2 separate regions of the Homo sapiens genome follow, and region 2 is linked to region 1. Evidence: chromatin contacts called from ENCODE Hi-C or POLR2A ChIA-PET data. All regions are on one chromosome and are shown on one strand. Each heading gives the region's core, a stretch centred on a gene start or an enhancer-like site at or near the end of the contact. The rest is flanking DNA. Distances are from core to core; before and after follow the strand shown. Region 1 holds the start of MORN3 (MORN repeat containing 3). Region 2 has its middle 40 kb from the start of MORN3.

Region 1 (3,506 bases), core at 549-3,048:
ATAATGATACGTAAAGTCTCCATTCTTCTAATTTTTTTTTTTTTTTGAGATGGAGTCTTGCTCTGTTGCCCAGGCTGGAGTGCAGTGGCGCGATCTCGGCTCATTGCAAGCTCCGCCTCCCGGGTCATGCCATTCTCCTGCCTCAGCCTCCCGAGTAGCTGGGACTACAGGCGCCCGCCACCACGCCCGGCTAATCTTTTGTATTTTTAGTAGAGACGGGGTTTCACCATGTTAGTCAGGATGGTCTCAATCTCCTGACCTCGTGATCCACCCGCCTCGGCCTCCCAAAGTGCTGGGATTACAGGCGTGAGCCACCGCGCCCAGTCTTTTTTTTTTTTTGAGACAGAGTCTCACTCTGTCTCGCCCAGGCTGGAGTGCAGTGGTGCAATCTCGGCTCACTGCAGCCTTCTCCTCCCTGGTTCAAGCGATTCTCCTGCCTCAGCCTCCCGAGTAGCTGGGATTACAGGCGCCCGCCACCACACCCAGCTAATTTTTGTATTTTTAGTACAGACAGGGTTTCGCCATGTTGGCCAGGCTGGTGTTGAACTCCTGACCTCGGGTGATCCATCCGCCTCGGCCTCCCAAAGTGCTGGGGATTACAGGCGTGAGCCACTGAGCCCGGCCTATTTTATTATTATTTTTTAAGACTGAGTCTTGCTCTGTCTCCCAACCTGTAGTGCAATGGTGCAATCTCGGCTCACTGCAACCTCCGCCTCCTGGATTCAAGCTGTTCTCATGCCTCAGCCTCCTGAGTAGCTGGGATTACAGGCGCGTACCACCAGGCCTGGCTAATTTTTGTATTTTTAGTAGAGACAAGGGTTCACCATGTTGACTAGGCTGGTCTCGAACTCCTGACCTCAGGTGATCCACCCGCCTCGGCCTCCCAAAGTGCTGGGATTACAGGCATGAGCCACTGCGCCTGGCCCTCCTTTTTTCAATATATGTATTGATTTTTTTAAAGTGAGTTAACTTATTTTTATTTTCTTCTTGAGAAAAGTTCTCACTCTGTCATCCAAGCTGGCGTGCAGCGGCATGATCTCGGCTTACTGCAACCTCTGCCAAGTGAGTTAATTTACATATAAAGATTAATAGTACATGTGATATTTGGAAATGGGAGAAGAAAAAATCCCAACGGCATAGAATTTAGGACCTGAGATTGTTTCCCCACTCCCAGCTTTTGCTCTGCCTATTTTCTTTGCCTGGAATTATTTTTCCCTACTCCTAGGTGTGATTGTCAAAATATGTAACCCATATTTTGGGTTCATATTTTGGATTCATATTTGGCTCAGTGGCTCATGCCTGTAATCCCAGCACTTGGAGAGGCTGAGGTGGATGGATCATTTGAGATCAGGAAATTGAGACCAACCTGCCCAGCATGGTGAAACCCCCGTCTCTACTAAAAATACAAAAATTAGCCAGGCGTGGTGGTGGGCGCCTGTAATACCAGCTACTTAGGAGGCTGAGGCACGAGAATCACTTGAACCCAGGAGGCAGAGGTTGTAGTAAGCCGAGATGGTGCCACTGCACTCCAGCCTGGGCAACAAAGCAAGATTCCATCTCTAAATAAATAAATAAATACATAAATAAATAAAAATATTTAGAAGACATAAAAAAAAAAATATATATATATATATATATGTATATATGACCGCCACCCCCTCCCTGGGGGCAGCTTCTCCCTGATGCCATCACAAACCCTCCTGCTCTACTGGTTTCCCTAGATTCCCAAGTAATTGTGCCATCAGACCCCCTGGGAGGGGGCCCCAGGAGAGGCAAGGGAGGGGCCAACCAAAGGTCAGTCCAGCACTAAAGGATCCCCACTAAGGGCTGTTCACCTGCCCCAGGGACTCAGAACACACATGACTCTCCCCACTTGAGCTCAGGATCCCGGCATTACACGGGGCGCGCTGAGCCCCAGATGTCCCTAACCCCTTTCCAGCACCCTCCAGCCTTGCAGAAGCAGCCACCATGCCAGTCTCTAAGTGCCCAAAAAAGTCGGAGTCCCTGTGGAAGGGGTGGGACCGGAAGGCCCAGAGGAACGGCCTGCGGAGCCAGGTATACGCTGTGAATGGCGACTACTATGTGGGCGAGTGGAAGGACAACGTGAAACACGGTGAGTGGGACTCCGGGACGGGCGGCCGGAGTGGGGTCAGAGCCACAGTGGGCAACAGGGCCAGGAAGGCAGAGTGCAGAGCTCACTGGGGACATGAGATGTGTCCCCAAGGCTCCCCCAGGGTGAGCGCTGGCCCAGGCCAGCTGGGGGCCTTCACATGCTGGGGCTTCTGAACAAACTCAGCCCTGACTTCAACTGAGTGAGGGTCTCAGGACCAGCAGTGGACAGAGGGTCTTGAGAAACTGGCCTGCCCCCGGGGCTCTGGGACCTAGGGGGCTCAGTTCCTGCCTTCTGAGACCTGGGTTAAGCACTGGGCTGGCTGGCAACAAGAAAAGCCACGCCCCTGAAGCCAGCTTGCAGTGGGGTTCTGGGCTTCGCATTCAGCTGTGATGCTCTGCAGAGGGCTGAGCGCCAGGCACAAGGGAGGACCCCCTACTCCATCCCACAAGGAGGAGCTGGGGCTCCAAGTCTGACCAGCAGGGGGCAAAGGGGTCCTGTTGATACAAACTAAATCCTGACTGGGGAAAAAAATAAAGAAAAAAGAGCTTTTATTTTAAAATGTGGCACTGCTGCTCACTCCAGTCTTGCAATTCCAGACTCTGTACTCTTTTTTTTTGAGGGGACAAGGTCTTGCTCTGTCTCAAAAAAACAGGCTGGAGTGCAGTGGTGCCTTCATAGCTCACTGCAGCCTCGAGATCCTGGGCTCAAGCAATCCTCCTGTCCAAGCCTCCTGAATTGCTGGGATTACAAGTGGGAGTCACTGTGCCTGGCTAGATTCTGTGCTCTTTTTATTTTTTTAGACGGAGTTTCACTCTTGTTGCCCACGCTGGAGTGCAATGGCACGATCTTGGCTCACCGCAACCTCTACCTCCCGAGTTCAGGCGATTCTCCTGCCTCAGCCTCCAGAGTAGCTGGGATTACAGGCATGTGCCACCACGCCTGGCTACTTTTGTATTTTTAGTAAGACGGGGTTTCTCCGTGTTGGTCAGGCTGGTCTTGAACTCCCGACCTCGAGTGATCCGCCCGCCTCGGCCTCCCAAAGTGCTGGGATTACAGGCGTTTAGCCACTGCGCCCAGCCCAATTCTGTGCTCTTAACCATCCTGCTCTCCTGCCTTGCTGGGTTAAGTGCTTTGCAGTCAAATAAACCTGGGTTAGGATCCCAGTTCCAGGCTGGGTGTGGTGGCTCACATCTGTAATCCCAGCACTTTGGGAGGCCGAGGCAGGCAGATCACCTGAGGTCAGGAGTTCAAGACCACCTTGGCCAATATGGTGAAATCCCATCTCTACTAAAAAAATACAAAAATGGGCCAGGTGGGGCTGGGCGTGGTGGATCACGCCTGTAATCCCAGCACTTTGGGAAGCCGAGGCGGGCGGATCATGAGGTCAGGAGAT
Region 2 (3,506 bases), core at 387-2,886, 40 kb after region 1:
AAGTGCTGGGATTACAAGCGTGAGCCAATGCGCCCGGCCGTACTCCATTTTAAAGATGAAGAAACTGAGGCCCAGAAAGGTTAAATGACTTGCCTAAGGTCTTGCCCTTATAAGAGGTAGAGCTGGGATTTGAACCAAGTTGTCTTGCTCAAGTGTCTGTTCTGACCTTACCCTGCTTGAGCTTCTCAGCTCTGTTCCCCTACACTCTCTGATGCTTTCTCTCCCACAGCAATGGCGCTACACCACAGCCACAGGGCTCTGCAGCTTCCCAGCCAGGTGACCATGCGCAAGTCTTTCCTCTCAATGACCATCACCTATACTCACCTGGTTTATAGGAGGATCACACAAGATGCTACGTGGGGCACCATCTAGCCTATTGCAAGAGCCCAATCAACAACAGCAATAATAATTACTATCAGTGATCAGTACTAGGAATAGTAATAGCAATTTCTTGCTCATTTACATGGTCCCTGAACTCTGAACACGTCACAGAGGCTCAGTGTCTTATGACTTGAGTCGTTCCTTCCAACTCATTTTCATAGAAATTACAGGAAACTTCTGAACCAGCTCTAGAACTTGGGAACAAAAGGGTGCTGGCGGGCAGAGAACTGAGGAGGCAGATAATCCAAAAATAATTGATCCCAGGTCATGGAAAGCATTTTGTTTACGGCAGCAGACTGACCTTCCCAATTATCTTCAGCTCAGGCTAATGTTACAGCCTGCCTTCCCCAGCAGACAAGATCACCACATATGCTCGCCAGTCCTGCAGGGGACGGGGTCAGGCTGAGGCTGGCTGCCTCTCAATGAAGTATAAACTGAGGCACAGAGGACCTGAATCAAAGCCCACAAGAGTACTCTGGGCTTAAGGAGCTCTACGGGATGCTGATCCTATGCTATATCCAGGCCCCCTTGCTTTGTATCTCTCATTAGAGTTTGGAGGATGGTGCGCCTGAGGCCTGCTGTTCCTAGAACTGCCGTGTGGAGCAAGAATCTCATCTGCAGATCAGAGAGGGTCCGGGCAAGGTGTGCATCATCAGACCCTGAAAATTCCTGTGTTTCATGGGCCCAGTCTGGCCTCATAATGAACCTTCATATGAGTCCATGGGAGAGCAGGATACCTGCCATCTCCATACACATTAAAAAACTGGCTTCAGCCAGGCATGGTGGCTCACACCTGTAATCCCAGCACTTTGGGAGGCCGAGGCGGGTGGATCACCTGAGATCAGGAGTTTGAGACCACCCTGGCCAACATGGTGAAACCCCGTCTCTACTAAAAATACAAAAATTAGCCAGGTGAGGTGGTGTGTGCCTGTAATCCCAGCTATTCGGGAGGCTGAGGCAGGAGAATCGCTTGAACCTGGGAGGTGGAGGTTGCAGTGAGCTGAGATTGTGCTACTGCACTCCAGCCTGGGCAACAAAGAGGAAACTCCGTCTCAAAAAAAAAGAAAAGAAAAGAAAAGAAAACTGGCTTCAAAGAAGTAAAGCCTCTTGCCTGAGGTCACCCACCAGCCATCCCCAACACTTCCCGGCCACCTGGCCAGGCTGTTCTACCCATGAAGTGGGGAACCTCTCAATCCCCTCCAGGATTTGTGGGAGACCCTCCCTCAATCTCACCTGGTTGACCCCATCCCTTGGCAATCAAAGGTCAAGTCAGCTCCTCTGACTTTCCAGGTCTCTGGGAAGGAAGCCCTCTGGGGGCAGGAAGTTGGTTGTGCTGACTCATAAGCCAAGGGAGAGTAATCCAGGAAACTTGTCACTCTGTTACCATGGCGTTGGGGCTGCTGGCACCCTCTCCTCTCCCAAGCTCACTTACAGGCTGGGTGTCTAAGTGGGAGTGGGGCATGGTCAGACCCTGCACCCAATCCCATCCCTCCTATAGATTTCCAACTTCATGGCACATGCAGTTACCTTCTTGTAACTGCAGAATGGAGAGTATCATGGGGTTCGGTCCTTCCCTGCCTGCAGAACTTTGGGGATTCCATCAGTAGTGCCAGGAAGCCTTCTCCACCCAGGTGGGGGAAAATAAAAGTCCCCAAGAGACAGACTGGGTGGGCCAAGGCCCACTCCATGCCACTGGCTGCCCCAGTCTCCTGACTTCCCCACACTGTTTTTAGCAAGAGAAGGAGGTGACATTTGACCATGAGGCCTGTCTTCGAAAGGAAGAAGGGACTTGAGAAGGCAGGAAAGTGTCATTCATCTGGATCTCACCCCTCAGGAGTGAGAAGGAGCCTGGGGCAGCTATAAACTCATGACCACAAGAAAAGGGGGAACCATTATCTTAAATACCAAGCGCTGCAGGGAAAAGCTGACAACTGGTAGCTCCCTCCCCACCACCAATTATAAAACTTTCTTTGGCTTAAAAGAAACTCTTTTGCGGCCGGGCGCCGGTGGCTCACGCCTCTAATCCCAGCACTTTGGGAGGCCGAGGCGGGTGGATCATGAGGTCAGGAGATCGAGACGATCCTCGCTAACACGGTGAAACCCCGTCTCTACTAAAAAAATACAAAAAAAATTAGCCAGGCGTGGTTGTGGGCGCCTGTAGTCCCAGCTACTCCAGAGGCTGAGGCAGCAGAATGGCGTGAACCCAGGAGTCAGAGCTTGCAGTGAGCCAAGATCGCACCACTGCACTCCAGCCTGGGTGACAGAGCAAGACTCCGTCTCAAAAAAAAAAAAAAAAAAAAAGAAACTCTTTTGCCCTATTTCTCATTTCCTAGTGTCCTAACACATCCCTGGCTGGACATCAATCAGAGTTCCTATACACCGCAATGGGTACAAGTGCCTGAGCAAGTTCTGAACACCAGCAGAGCTGGGTTCAAATCCCGCTCCACCAGACTGGCTGTGCGGTCTTGGGAGAGCCCTTTGACAAAATCACCACAGAGGGTTGTTGAGTAAGCCCAGGAGTTAAGGCACCTAGCACTGAGTGAGTGTTCAGTAAATGCCAGCTGCTTTTAGAGATTCTTCAGGCAGCAGGCAGAACCTGGTCTCTTAGGATTTGAAATTAACAGAGCAGAAGTCCGTCCTGTCTAAACTAAAAATGAGAGTGCCGTCTGTTTATGCAAACACACTCCCTGATCTCCTTTCAGGGGCTCCCTCAATTTTATTCTCAAAGTCAGAGAAACTTTTGAGTAGCAGCCTTCTTTGATCAATTCAGGAATTGAGGCCCGGACAGGGAGAGTGAGTTGCTTGAGGTCACACAGGCAGCAAGTAACTGAGCAGGGAAGGCTGCTTCCCACTCCCCATCTCCCGGCCTTTCCACTGTGGCCCAGCGTGCTCTGGGCCTTAAAAAATTCAGGCTCTGCTGCAAGGCAAAGCAGGGAGAGTTTCAGACACACTCCCTTCCCAAGAAAACACGAAGGGTGCAGCCACTCCCTCCCTCAAGGCCAAGGGCTTAGCTCACTGGTGGCGGGGGCAGGAGTGCTCTGGTCTACAGAACTGAGGGGCGGGGAGCAGAGTCCATTCATGGCAGGCTGATATCACCGAGTGGTAATAATGTAGTTATTATGTAG

The links. A loop is a pair of places that touch in the nucleus more often than their neighbours do. ChIA-PET counts read pairs that join two places held with the same protein, here RNA polymerase II (POLR2A). Pooled maps may share reads with other maps.
Region 2: a map of adrenal gland shows a loop between it and region 1 (2.9-fold over the local background). The contact joins the enhancer-like site here to the promoter of MORN3 in region 1. A Hi-C loop is called at or near these places in 64 of 168 maps with a recorded cell type or tissue (A673, B cell, CD14-positive monocyte and 41 more), 37 of 37 single-sample maps with no recorded cell type and 44 of 50 pooled maps. POLR2A ChIA-PET finds 5 or more read pairs at or near these places in 44 of 52 experiments (A549, A673, AG04449 and 31 more).

The regions. Positions count from the first base shown.
Region 1 is chr12:121,667,946-121,671,451 of GRCh38, reverse strand. MORN3 (MORN repeat containing 3) reads left to right here and starts at 1,798. Exons shown (of 6, transcript NM_173855.5): 1 at 1,798-2,113. The coding sequence starts at 1,969. The region is part of intron 1 of LOC105370034 (a long non-coding RNA gene); the gene reads right to left.
Region 2 is chr12:121,628,146-121,631,651 of GRCh38, reverse strand. It overlaps the pseudogene ORAI1. Among named protein-coding and RNA genes, the nearest start is that of MORN3, 40 kb to the left of the region's middle. RefSeq lists an enhancer at 3,163-3,222. Within about 2 kb of position 1,636, at least 2 of the 41 ENCODE cell types and tissues checked have a DNase peak (open chromatin) inside an H3K27ac peak, as active enhancers do; they include adrenal gland, where a contact is called at or near this core.